2 separate regions of the Homo sapiens genome follow, and region 2 is linked to region 1. Evidence: chromatin loops called from intact Hi-C (ENCODE). Cell type or tissue: heart left ventricle. All regions are shown on one strand. Each heading gives the region's core, and the rest is flanking DNA. Links, peaks and the distances in the headings are about the cores only. Region 1 holds the start of LINC01532 (long intergenic non-protein coding RNA 1532). Region 2 has its middle 51 kb from the start of UQCRFS1-DT.

What was found. Hi-C counts contacts between places; a loop is a spot of excess contacts. Peaks named below come from ENCODE experiments on the same cell type or tissue, not always from the same donor. Only the 100,000 strongest peaks of a DNase experiment are listed, where the experiment ranks them.
Region 2: a loop joins it to region 1, with 2.8 times the contacts of the local background. A loop is called at or near these places in 2 of 110 quality-filtered maps.

Annotation. Positions count from the first base shown.
Region 1 is chr19:29,001,921-29,009,000 of GRCh38, reverse strand. It overlaps LINC01532 (long intergenic non-protein coding RNA 1532), which reads right to left and starts at 6,446. Exons shown (of 5, transcript NR_040036.1): 1 at 6,378-6,446; 2 at 5,261-5,399; 3 at 4,749-4,827. In heart left ventricle, for the core only: no CTCF peak of the experiment used is centred there; no DNase peak of the experiment used is centred there.
Region 2 is chr19:29,260,226-29,267,305 of GRCh38, reverse strand. No RefSeq gene overlaps it. Among named protein-coding and RNA genes, the nearest start is that of UQCRFS1-DT, 51 kb to the right of the region's middle. In heart left ventricle, for the core only: CTCF peaks have their summits at 3,449 and 3,654 (motif pointing right); a DNase peak (open chromatin) is centred at 3,661.

The DNA of each region.
Region 1 (7,080 bases), core at 2,996-5,495:
GAAAAATATTTGAGAAGTTGGGTGGCAAATTTGTAGAGGAGACTGGGCCAAGAAGAAATAGCAAACAGCCCAAGGAGGGAAGGGATCAGAGGAGATGATGTAAAAGGTAGGTGCAGATTTAAAGTATTGCTGGGCGGTGAAAAGAGCAGAGGTCAGGAGTCTTGGGTGGAGTCCTGCCCCTCCTGCACCAGGCCCCTTGGCTGCTCCAAGCTCAGGGTTTCTCCAACTGTAAAAGCGAAGTAACACCTGTGCTGTGGCTCCAGCAGGGCTGTGGTGGGAATCAACATCATATAGCATTCAAAACACCCTGGAGGGTGTGTTGCTATGAGCAGAGCTTTCCCAGCACCCTTTGGGGTTTCTGCTATTGACCCCAGGGGTTACCCTGGGTGCAGGGCCCCGAACTCTTTTGGCAGAATGAACTCTTTTAGCCCCTGCGAGGCAATGACAGCCCTGTGGGAAGTGAGTGTGCTTCAAGATGATGTGCTGCTTTCAAAATCCAGCTCAAAGCCAGGTGCCAGGGCTCACACCTGTAATCCCAGCACTCTGGGAGGCCAAGGTGGGAGAATCGCTTAAGCCTAGGAGTTGAAGATCAGCCTGGGCAACATAGAGAGACCTTGCCTGTAGAAAAATTAAAACAAATTGGGCATGTTGGTGAGTGCCCGTATTCTCAGCTTTTCAGGAGGCTGAGGCAGGAGGATGGCTTGAGCTCAGGAGATTGAGGCTGTAGTGAGCCACCATCGAACCACTGCACTCCAGCCTGGGCAACAAAGTGAGACCCTGTTTCTATAATTTTTTTTTTTTAATTAGCTGAGTACAGTGGCGCACACCTGTGATCCCAGCTGCAAGGGAGACTGAGGTGGGAGGATCGCTTGAACCCAGGAGGTAGAGGCTGCATTGAGCCATGATCACACCACTGCACTCCAGCCTGGGCGACAGAGTGAGACCTTGTTCATAAAAAAACAAATAAAAATAAAAATAAAATGTCCAGCTCTGCGTCTGGGTGACCTTGGGCCACTTCTCGCCTCTTCGGAGCCTCCCAGTCATCTTCTGTAGACTGAGAAAATCCATACCAACCTGGTCCTCATGACACATCTCTTGGGTGCAGGAAATAGAAATCTACTTGGGCTCACTCCAGTAAACAAAGATTTATTTAAAAGAATGGACGTGCCTCACAGAGCCCATTAGAGTGGAAGTGCCCTGGACAGGGAGTACTGCACACTGGGCCCTGGAACAAGGCCACAAGGCCTGGCCCCCAGCAGCACCCAGTACAATAGAACATCCATGGAGTCAGTGCAGCTACGGGAAGGTGGGTTCTCAGGAAGGCTGGGAGCTGAGGGCTGGAATCTGTCTGGAGCTTTGGTGATCAACAGCTCCATCCCGCACCCTCCTCTATTCCTTATCCTCTCTGTACATTTGCTGGTTCATTTTCCTCTCTCTGTAGGTAGGAAACCTGGAGCTCCCATCTGCAAGTACCAGCCCAGGCTTGGGTGGCTGGGGCCTGCCTCTCAATGGCCTCTATGTATTTCTGAGCCCAGTTCCCCATCCCCCAGAAAGAGAATGTAAGTGGCCCAGGCTGAATGAGCGTCCACTTGGTTACAACTAGAGGAGAGCTCCCTGGCATTGACAGCGGCTCCTCAGGCTGGAAGAGGGGCATCCTCTCTAGAAAATGAGCTGCGGGAAGGTGCTACATCCCTGTTATGTAAATTTGACCAACGGGCCATTTTACAAAGCCACCTAGAGCTGTGTGTGGCACATAGTAGGTGCTCAGGGAATAGGAGCTATTGTTCTGTGTGGCCAGGAGTCTCAGGACCTCAGCAGGTGGGATCTTCAGCTCATTTCTCATCTCTGCATACCTGACTGGTGACTCTGTGTGTGTGTGTGTGTGTGTGTGTGTGTGTGTGTGTCTGTGTGCGTGTGTGTGTGTGTCTGGTGTGTGGGGGGCGGGAAGGGAGGAGAGCTGTCACTCCCAGGGTCTTGAGACCACAAATTCAGCAAAGTCCCCTCAGCTGGCAGCCTGATAAAACATGTGTTAGTTCCCACATTTTGGAGTCCAGTTCCAGCCCAGATCTGATTTAAGAAGCTTTTGAGTAGGTACTGTGGCTCATGCCCATAATCTCAGCACGGTGAGTGGCCAGGGCGGGAGGAGGATAGCTTGAGGCCAGAAGTTCCAGACCAGCCTGGGCAACATGGCAAGGCCCCATCTCAACAAAAAATAAAATAAAATAATTAGCTGGGTATGGTGGCACAAACCTATAGTTCTAGCTGCTGTGGAGGCTGAGGTGGAAGGATTACTTGAGCCCAGGAGTTAGAGGCTACTGTGAGCTATGTTCATGCTCAAGTGAGCTTTCACTTTCTCTGTGGAGGCAAGTTAAAAAAAAAAAAAAAAGCAGCAGCTTTCACAGTTACAAGCAGAACCAGGGACATGATATAGCACTTCACTGCAGCCACATCTCATGGACTTCCCTCCCTTCTTAATACTACAAATTCCAAATACTTTACTCATGGACAGAACATCCTTGATTAAGTTGGCTGATCATCATATAACGTATTCTGGGTCTCTATGTAATTTATTCACATGATCATTCAACATTCTACAGTTAAATCCTTCCCCCAGCACCACGAATGAGAGTCTTTCATTGCAGATGAGTGAGGACCAGGCTGTCCTGAGCTGACATTCTTGCTACCGCCTGGAGCATATGTTATACATGAGAATTAATAAGTATGAAGTTCAGAACATATCTAGGTATTGCATCATATGGTGTTTTTCATTTTTTGTTTGTTTGTTTGTTTGTTTGTTTGTTTTTGATAGAGTTTCACTCTTGTTGCCCAGGCTGGAGTGTAACGGCCCAATCTCGGCTCGCCACAACCTCTGCCTCCTGGGTTCAAGCGATTCGCCTGCCTCAGCCTCCCAAGTAGCTGGGATTACAGGCATGCAGCACCATGCCCGGCTAATTTTTGTATTTTTAGTAAAGACAGGGTTTCTCCATGTTGGTCTGGCTAGTCTCGAACTCCCGACCTCAGGTGATCCACCCTCCTTGGCCTCCCAAAGTGCTGGGATTACAGGCGTGAGCCACCACGCCTGGCAGCATCATATGTATTTTATGAGAATTCTACCTTGAGTGTTGAGAAAGAGACTGAAAGAGAGAGAATTCTCGTTCAAGCCATCAGAGTCATGGAGGCATTTCTATCAATAACTCTCTGTAAACTGAAAATAAAATCCTAAGCCCCTACCAGCTGAGTACCTCTTCTTGGCCTAGGGGACCCCAGAAAAATCTTAGAAAATGAGTGTCTGACCATGACAGGAAGGGAGGCCAGACACGCCTCGTTACACTCCCTCCCTTTTGGAGTTTAGACAAAACCACTGCTTGGCATTCATGCTAAAATAGAGATCAGAAGACTGACAGAGCAGACCCTTTGCGACAATAGGATACCAATTATAAACAGGACCTAAGGCCGTGCCAGACAAGGGGTAAGTCATGCACCCCTACAGGTCACTCTGACCCAGTAGTTTGGTTAACAAACTTCCTTAACTTAAAACATTCTTTTCTGCTAACTCCAAATTTTTAGACAAAGCTCTACTCCTTTAATCAGTTGCAAATTAAAGAATCTCTAGGTCCACTGATGATCTATAAGTCCCTGCTTCAAGATATTCCACCTTTTGGGGCTGATCCAAAATACACCTTCCATGTATTAATTCATGTCTTCACTCGCAACTCCTGCCTGCCTGAAATGTACAAAACTAAGCCGTAATCCAACTGTCCCGGACGCACTCTCTCAGGGCCTCTTAAGACTGCATTTCCGGGGCCATGGTCACTCATACTGGCTCAGAATAAACCTCTGAAAAATACCTTACGGAGTTTGATTTTTCCATCAATAGCTCCATCAGTTAGCCAGGAGATGAGGAAGTTGCCTTGCTGATCTCTCTTCCAGTCCTGAGTCCCATGCATCTTCCATGGCCTGGGGATCTCTAGATTTGGGGGTCCTGAGGCTGCGGGGATGGGCCGGCGGGCCTGGCTGATGGGGCGGTGGCAGGTGGGGCTCCTCCGCAGCATGCTGAAATCTGTGGCACCTGTGACCCTGCTAAACATTTCCCTTTTCTGCTTCTTGAATTTTTAAATTTTTTATTCATTTTATATTTTAGAGACAGAATTTCATTCTGTTGCCCAGGCTGGAGTGCAGTAGTGTCATCGTGACTCACTGCAATCTCTGAACTCCTGGGCTCAAGCGATCCTCCTGCCTCAGCCTCCCGAGTAGCTAGGCCCACAGGCACTAGAGATGGGGTCTTGCTATGTTGCTCAGGCTGGTCTTGAACTGCTGGGCTCAAGTGATTCTCCCATCTTGGCTTCCCAAAATGCTGGGATTACAGATGTAAGCCACTGCACCTGGCCACATTTTCTGACTTTCGCAGGCAAGAGCGGGAGAGCTGAGTGCAAACCTCAGCATTACAGACATCTGCAAGAACTTTCCAGCAGGCTGCTGGCTTCCTACGGCTAAGTCCCTTTTCCCTGCGGTAGTGGTGGTCTCTGATCCACAGAATGTCAGCTGTTCAAGTGGGAAAGCCTGGGCCCAGAACTGAGAAAAGGCCTTTTCCAAGTCCCAGAGTGAGCTGCTAAGTGAGATGGAACAAAACCTTCACCTCTGGCTTCTTCTCAGCCAAGCCCACATTCATTTTCCCTGTTTGACATTTTTGACTGGAGGTTCCAACTAAAAATAGTGACCCAGTTACACACAAGGACTAGGAAACTCACCCTCCGGCCCTGGTGGCTGCATCATCTCGACTTCACTCTGCGGGGCATCCTCCACAGACCCATCCCTCTCCAGCTGCCTCTGCAGTGTCAGGATGATTGAACACAAAAGGAGACAGTGCTGAGACATGCCAGGCTTTACCACAGCATTCAAAAGGATTCAGCATTCAACCTCCAGCCTGGCCATTCAATGCCAGATTATCAGCAGCTCTGAAGAAGGAGCTCAAGAGGCTTCATCAGGAGTGCACAGCATGGCCTGAGCTGGTCATGAGAGTGAAGGTCCCACCATGTGGGCTGGGTGATGGGGGAGCACAGAGAAAGGGGGTGGGGATGGGGTCACGTTGAACTAGGCTGGGCAGCAGCCTGTTTAGTAAAAGTCAGTGGGCACACAGAGCTAATGCCTGATCTTTTCATTCAAGACCACAAGGTCCCATCAGGGGTTCGGGCGCCCAGTGTGTTAGGAATTCTCCTTAAAGGTGGCCCCAGCCCTCCCAGCCTGTCTTCCCCGAGCATACCTGAGCAACATCTTCATTGCATTTTAGTCCTGAGATGGGGAAGGGACCCTCTCTTAGGGGCCTAATGAGCCTTCCCAAGCATGAAAATAAAGAAAACTCCTGCGTTCCTCGAAGGGAAATTCCAGGCACCTAGGTAGGCCTGAAAAGTAAGTAAGCAAGAAAGCAATCGTCACCTAAAGCCAAGGAAATAAGTCCAGAGATTTTTGGTTTCTCTACAGAAATGAAAGATAACATCTCAACATATGTCCCTGAGTTCTTTCACACACCCAGACCCCACTGCAGACCCCGGTGGGATTCGCTGACAGGTAGACCTCGGATAAGGGGGAATTGCAGGCAGAACTCTGACCACACTGTTCTTTGTTTTAAGTTTATTCCTGAGAGGCTTGGTGGGAGTCACCCTGTCCCCTAGCCAGTTAACATGTTTTTCTGCTGACCCCCAATTTTTAAACAAAGCTTCTCTTCCTTAACTAATTGCAAATCAGAAAATCTTTGAATCTACCTATGACCTGTAAGCTCCTCCCCTTTAAAGATGCCCCCACCCTTTTAGGCCAAAATCAGTGTGTACCCTCCATATATTGATTTCTGATTTTGCCTGTGGCTTCTGCTCTTCTGAAGTTTACCCCTATATATATATATATATATATATATATTTATTTATTTATTTATTTATTTATTTATTTATTTATTTTCAGTCTTGCTCTGTCTCTCAGGCTGCAGGGCAGTGGTGTGACCTCGGCTCACTGCAACCTTTGCCTCCCAGATTCAAGCAATTCTCCCACTTCAGCCTCCCAAGTAGCTGGGACTACAGGCGTGTGCCACCACACCTGGCTAATTTTTGTATTTTTAGTAGAGACAAGGTTTCACCATGTTGGCCAGGCTGGCTTGAACTCCCAACCTCCAGTGATCTGCCTGCCTCAGCCTCCCAAATTGCTGGGATTACAGATGTGAGCCACTGCACCCAGCCTACCCCTACCTTTAAACACCTTCACCCTCAAGCCATGTGGGAGGTCAGGAGCTGAGCAGTAGCTTCCAGATCCTCCTTGCTTGGTGCCCTGCAAATAAACACTTTCCTTTTTATTGCTGTGAAAACTCGGTGTGGCTGTCGGGTTTTACTCACCTAGCGAGTGGACCCCAGTTCGGTTCTGTAACAGTGCCTCTCAGCGCTCAGGGCTTCCTGAGGATAACGGCTGCAAAGCTGCTGTCTCCCTCCCCAGGGCTAGCTCAGGGTCTCGTGTCTGAACCACATGCTTTGTTCTGTCTGTCACAGTTGTTTTTCTATATTAGAGGAGAGGCTGCTTCCCACCTTCCTACTTACATTTGTGGGTGTCCTCCCGAGACCATCCCACACTTTGCTTAAGGCATGGGGCTGGGCAGGAGAAAGGCGAACCGTGAACTTCTAAAAGATCCATCTGCCCCCACAATTTGGAGCTTGGGGGATTCTCTGACTCCATTCCTTTGGGTGAGGGGAACACGTGTTTAGTCAACACTGTCCTTGTTTAGCCAACATTTGCTTTCAGAAAAGTACATTTCCCATGGAGACTTTTATTCCTAAGCTTGGTTGTCCCGAAAAATCTTTTCTCCTTTTTCACCCGTTAAGCAGAAACAAAAATGCATTTCTGCAGGGAATAAATCATTTGCCTGGAGGCCGAAACTCTAGAGGAAATCTGTCCAAATGTTCATTTGCATATTCGAGCTTTTAGCATTCTCCTCGTGTCTCCGAACTGGAAACTTGGGAGAAGTACCGACTCAGTGTTCCAGCACAGCGTTTTATGAAACCCAAACCAAGCTGATCAGTGAATCAGTCACCCAGAACTGTTTCC
Region 2 (7,080 bases), core at 2,650-5,149, 260 kb before region 1:
AGCCTGGGCGACAGAGTGAGACTCTGTCTCAAATAATAATAATAATAATAATGAAATCATGTCCTTTGTAGCAACATGAATGCAGCTGGAGGTCATTCTCCAAAGTGAATTAACACAGTAGCAGAAAACCAAATACCACATGTTCTCACTTGTAAGTGGGAGCTAACACTGGGTACTCATGGACATAAAGATAAGAACATTAGACACTGGGGGCTGCTAGAGTGGGGAAGGAGGGAGGGAACAGGGTTGAAAAACCACCTGTCAGGTACTGTGTTCCCTATTTGGGTGACGGGTTCAACAGAAGCCCAAATCTCAGCATCAGGCAATACACCCATGGAACGCACCTGCATTTGGACCCCCTGAATCTAAAATTCAGGGGGCTGAATTTTAGAGAAGCTCATCCCATGGCTCACAGGCCCTACCTGTTCTAGCCTCTGCCTCTCTCTTCCCCCTTGTCACTCCACTCTTGTCACTCAGCTTCCTCTGCCTCCAGACCAAGCCAACCACATTCCTGCCACAGGGCCTTTGCGTGTGCTGTTCCCTTTACTTGGCTCACACTCTTCAGACTGTCCCTGGCTGACTTACTCATACAATTCCAGCACTGCTTGGCAATCTCCTCTTCAGGATGCCGCCCTGGCCACGCAGCCACTCTGGGTGTTCTTCTCAGCCCTTGTCACCAGCTGACATGCTCTGGATTGTAGGTGGCTGCCAGTTTATTGGTGTCTTGGCGTGTGTCTGCTGATCTCTGCATCCCTCTCACCAGGAAGAGTATTTGGCATGTGATATGGATCCACAGCCCACACAACCTCACAACCCAGAGAGGGATGCAGGGCACAGCCAGCCCTGGATTGCAGAACCATGGGCTCTGCTTTGTGAACTGCTCACCCCAGGGTGTGAACAGACCTGCATTTTCACACTAAAACAGGAGACCTGATTGTTTCTTGGGCACTTACTCAGTGGGCAGCATTTCCAAAGGTGACCCTGGAAGGAGGATGAGACCTGGGGGCTGGCAACAGCAGCAGTGGAGGGTCTGCTGACAGGCATAGGCCATGCTCTGTGTCATCTGGGGTGTGGCACCACGGGAGGAGCAGCGAGTTGACGGTGACAAATTCTCTGCCAGCATGGTTTCAAGGGATGCTGTGAGCTCCCAACCTGGAATGGCAAGCCAGTGGGACGTTTATTAATTGTGCTGTGCTGGAGGAGCAGGGAAATGGATTTGGATCCTGGGGAGGTGCAGTATTGACATTGGAGAGCCTCTTTTTGAAATGGATGGGTCATTTCTGAGGATGGAGGCAGAGCCCAGGAAACTTTAAGTGAAGAAGCTCAGACTCTTTGGGGCATGTGTCTGTTCAACACTTTCTCTGAGCATTGATTATGGGTCCGGCTTTGAACGAGATCTGTTAGGGGCTCAGAAAGGCGACACGGAGGGCCCTGCCCCAGACAGTGCACAATCTGGAGTGGTGCTGAGTCTGGCCTTGATCAGGAGTCACCCTGCAGAATAAGCAGCTGTGTGTTGGGGCCTTACATGAATGTGGACAGAGAGACAGCCTGGAATGTCCAACGCACATCCAGGAGGCAGAACACTAAGATGAGAGGTACCCTGTCCTTTGCACGCAGGCCAAGGTGGGAGATAAAATTCAGGACTTGCTCAAAAGTGGGAGCAACCCTTGCCCCCCGCATCTCTCTCCAGGCTCCAGGAGGAAGGAAGCCCCCATAGGAGATGAACCCCGAGGAGAGAGGAGGCCATGTTTCCTTCCAGTCAAGGAGAAGCGTTAGGAGTGGGGTGGGAGTGGTGCAGAGAGAAACTGGGAACATCCGTCCTCCAGAGACCCACATTCCAGTATGGACACATTCAGGAACACAACCCACACCATGTAATGTGGTCTTTCCCAGAGGCCCTGGGACCTTCTTTTCTTTTCTTTGGGACTCCATCCCTCCCCCAGAAGTCAACAAGAATGATGGTGGCAGAGCCACCTTACTCGGTAATGTGAGGCGATCATTGCACGCCACCACTGTCGACCCTTTGCACAGACAAATCACATCCACCCCAAGCTTGCGTGATTGTTTTTTAAATAGTGGTGACCGTGTTTAGCGAACACTTTTTATGACATCACATTGTTGACCTCAATCTGAGGAGATGGGGGAGCTAGCCCCATTTCACAGATGCAGCGCTGAGGTTCCGGGATGTGAGGTGAGGTGATCACAGGCTCACAGCCTGGGAAGCGCAGAGCCTGGGAAAGGCCCACATGGTCTAGCTGCAAGGTCTGTGCTCAGGGCCCCACAGCAGCTTGCAGATGGACAGAACTGGGCCTCATGGACAACATCAGAGGACTGCTTCAATGACAGCTGAGAGTGATTTGTAATATCATTAACTGCTTTGTTTAATTTGTCCCTGAAAACAATTTATCTCTTATCTAATTTAAATCTGTCACACCCTGTAGACATGTGAGGACTATTAAAAAACCCTTTCTTTACAGATAGTGGATGCCAAATGCTAGCCTAACCTTATCCATGCCATTGCACAAGCAATGGCAATTAACACCTGCTCACTCCCCTACAAGAAGGAACCCACCCACCGTTGCACTTCCCTGGTGATGCTAATCTCAGTCCCCTCTCCACTCCCAAGCATGTCCGTGTTGTTCTAATAATCTCAGCAATTGATGGTAAACTCATAGGCATGAATTCTGCCTCCACCACCAAGTTTCTCTAGATTTGACAATTGAACAGACCTCTCTTTTATGCCCTGTAAGATGAATGCATATTTATTTTTTTTGCTGTTAAGGGGTGAAAATGGGAACAAGGAACATTTTATTTGCCTGTGTGATGTGTTTCTCTGCATTCTGCAGTGAGCTTGTCTTTTCTTTCTTCCGCATATTAGACTGGGGGCCTTTGCTGTCAGTTCTATTTGATCCACTCCCTACATTGCTAGCCTGGTCTTGTCACATACATGCTACATAAATGAATAAATGATAAGCTTCTTTCAAGAATTTTGCCTTATTGAATTCTCTATTCTTAAGATTGATTTTATTTTAAAACCAAAATTTAGCAAAAAAAAAAAAAAAAAGAAAAAAGAAAAAGCAGCAGATCACTGGCTTAAATTAGCTTATTTTTAAGAATAGAATTGTCTTTTAGAATAATGCATGTAGACACAGCCAGTGTTAGAAGAATGATTAATTAATACAGGTGCAGGCACAAAGGCAGAAATTCCCTGGCTTGGAAGTCAAGACATGCAGCATCTGCATCCTCCGAGGAATTCCTCTGTGGCCTGCTGGAAGGGAGGGGACCTTCTGCCCTGCATCAATGAGATAATGAGTGATTGCATCGGCTCAGCGTCTCAGGATGCAGCACGCCTCTGTCAAAAGATTCTCCTTCCAGAGTGGAATTTCCAAGGGAATACAAACGGTGCATTTACTGAATCAAAAGGCATAGGAAGGGAGAGTTGAAAGGTTGGGTGTGGAACATCTAGATATTTAGGCAGTCCCTCGGAAAGAAAAAGGAGATTTGGAATGGGATTAGCCTGGAGGGCATCATTGACTAGCAGTGGTGCCTTGGGCAAATTCTTTGTCTGTTTCCTCATCTGGAAAATGGGGATAATGATGTCCATGAAGATTAGGGAGCTCTCCCAGGCTGCAGCGGGACCACGAACCTGAATTCCACTTTCAGCCAGCAGGGGGTGTCTGGTGCTTACTTCCCCAACCAAAGGGTGTTTCTCAAACCTGATTCTATAGCTCACAAGGACCTGGAGTTGACACTTAAGGTGACAGCTGCCCCTTCCTTCACCCTGGAGGGGTTTGGGGTGATGCTGTGGTTGCTATTCTTATCACTGGTGAGCAGGAGGGAGGAGTGAAGTGTGAAGTCAGCTGGGCTCCAGGCAGTGTCAGGGGGAGGGGAAACCATCATTTGGTGGCAACTGCAGCCTTGGCAGTAGGGGAAGAAGAGGTCCCAGGAACCAATCACAGCCTGAACCAGCTGCTCTTCATCCCAGTTGGCATGAGAATGCCCAGCTGAGCCAGGGAGGTATTTAGAGACAGGATTACACATGACGTGCAGAAAGGAGAACCAAGGGCAGAAATGAACCTCTAGCTGTCCTTGTCTTTCCCCAGGAAGCCTCCCTTTTCTCTCTGGTTCTGGAACTAAAGCCATTTTCCTGGGTGATTGTGGGGCTTGAGATATCCTCTGGGCACAGAGCAGTGGACTGGAACCATGTCCTTGCCAAAGTGTGTCCAGAGAGGGGCACGGGGCAGAGCCCCGGATTGCAGAACCGTGGGCTCTGCTCTGTGGACTGCTCACCCCACAGTGTGAACAGATGCTGCACTTTCACACTAAAAGAGGAGACCCAACTGTTTCTTGGGTGCTTACGCAGTGGACAGGATTTCCCACTGAGGTGTCCACATGCATAGCTTCTTCTGGCCCTCCTGTGGCTTTGAGCATGCAGGAGTCATGTCATGACCACTCTGCAGTTGAGCATCTTGAGTCTTACAGGATGAATTGTCTGAGTGGAGGAGAACTTTGGGTTCATGCTCACCCACCTTGGAAGAATTTAACTCCACGCCTGTCTCACTCCGTGACTCTGGAAAAGTTATTTGAGTTATATTCCATCCTCCTGTGTCCTGATCTGTCAGCTAAGAAAACGAAATAGGACTTAGTGAGTGAATGAATGGCAGTGGCTACTACATTCTCAGTGCTAGAAAGGTGCAGGAGAAAGGTCACTTTCCATTCTTTCTATCCTTAGATTTGTGCACGTACACACATTCACACACACCAAGTTTGAGATCGTTTTGCAATTAAAAAACAAGGGAAGGCCATTTTGCATCCCTGAGCCTCAATTTCCTCATCGGGAAACTGGGGATGATAATCTAAACAATAATAATTAATAATAGTAATGGTGACAGTTTCATATTCAGCACCTTCTCAGCACCAGGTATTAAGTGTTTTACATACATTATTATGTTGTGATAATTAAATGAGGTAATGCACATAGAAGTACTTAGTACAGTGTCTGGAACACAATAAACACTCCATAAATGTTAGCTAATGTGGTGATTTCTGTATTCAGTGTGGATGATGTCATTGGCTGGTGTCTCATTCTTGGCCTCTGTTAGACACACACTAATGTACACACACAACTACACACCACTAGGGTTTAAACATCTTTTTATACTGTTTTATCAAACGATTTTATTCTTTTACTACCCAGATGAGAGTCCCTTGAGGGTAAAGGATAAATAACCTCCCAAAGTGTTTTTGCTTCTTCTTGTTGTTTTGAAACAGAGTCTCTCTCTGTTGTCCAGGCTGGAGTGCAGTGGCACAATCTCGGCTCACTTCAACCTCCACCTCCCAGGTTCAAGCGATTCTCCTGCCTCAGCCTCCCGAGTAACTGAGACTACAGGCATGCACCATAACGGCCAGCTAACTTTTATATTTTTAGCAGAGACAGCATTTCACCATGTTGGTCAGGCTGGTCTCGAACTGTTGAGCTCAGGTGATCTGCCCTCCTCGGCCACCCAAAGTGCTAGGATTACAGGTGTGAGCCACTGCACCCAGTCTTTTTCTTATTTTTCTCTACTTTTTTTTTTTTTTTTTTTTTTTTTGAGACAGAGTTTCACTCTTGTTGCCCAGGCTGAAGTGCAATGGCATGATCTCGGCTCACTGCAACCTCTGCCTCCCGGGTTCAAGCGATTCTCCTGCCTCACCCTCCCAAGTAGCTGGGATTATAGGTATGCGCCACCACGCCTGGCTAATTTTGTATTTTTAGTAGAGACGGGCTTTCTCCATGTTGGTCAGGCTGGTCTCGAGCTCCGGACCTCAGGTGATCAGATTATCTGCCTGCCTCGGCCTCCAAAGTGCTGGGATTACAGGCATGAGCCACCATGCCTGGCGTTTTTTCTACTTTTAGGATTCATCTCAATGAAAGGCCAAAGCATACACACTGCAAGTTCTTTGCCCCTGCATGCAGCCTCTGCTAAACGTGTATAACCTGGTGTCTTCTAGAGCTTGCTACCCCTAAAGAGTTTTTGAAAACATGACAGAGAGTGACACTGCTTGTCAGCTGCAAGTGCTGTCATGGCCTACTGCCTACTGATTGGTTGTTCTTCCACTCTTTGCTAAGCAGTGAGGAGACACAGTCTCTCCCCAGGTATCCTAAAAGCTGATACTCACCTTGGCTGCCTCCCAATCTGCTCACAGAATGGAAAATGCAGCCGGAGTGTCAAGCTGCTGACCACACAGATGGCATTGAGATGTTGCATTTGTGAGACTCTGGAACCACCCAGAGCCCCAGCTTATGGGGACCCAAGGGAGATTACATGCGAAGAGGGACACCCCTTATTAGTGTGAGTTATTGCATTAAAATCTGCCATTGCTGTGGCTACTAAAATGGATGGTGTAAGGATATCACACCAATTGATAAGTCAGTTAAAAAGGTGGTCAAAGAATTGTGTCTGAGTAAAGAATGCATGGACACAATAAAAGTGGTAACAGCAAAAACAAAAACTAATAAGCAAATTTAAAAAGTATTACCAGCTAATATTAGTGAACATTTACTACTCACAGGTGCCCTGTCGACACTGTTTCAGAGACCATAGATAGATGGGTGTTATTATTACCCCCAACCAGCAGGGGGGGACACAGTGCTGTAGAGAGGGAAGGTGCTGATGTTCAACCGCCAATCAGCACCACTTGCCTGTGTTGCACAACAAACAAGGCAATGGAGTTGGCATCTGAGCCCCAACAGTGCGATTTCAGAGACAAAGAGCTGCCCATTGTCCAGTGGGAAGCAAACTTGCCAATGCCTGGGCCTAGTAGGCACACACACACACAAAAACTAAATGATTTTGAATGAATGAATGAATGAGTGTTGCTGGTGGGCAGGCATTTTGTCTTCTTCAGTCTGTCTCCCCAGTGCCCAGCATATAGTTGGCTCTCAAAAAGATCTCTGTGCTCAGCCCCAACTCCCTCCATGAGCAGCCCCATGGGGTCCTCACTAGCTTCCTGAGTGCTGTCTACTTCTCCAGCACAGAGACCTGTCTGGGCTGGACACGAGGGTCGGGTCTGCTCCCAGGGCTACTCAGATTGTGTGAC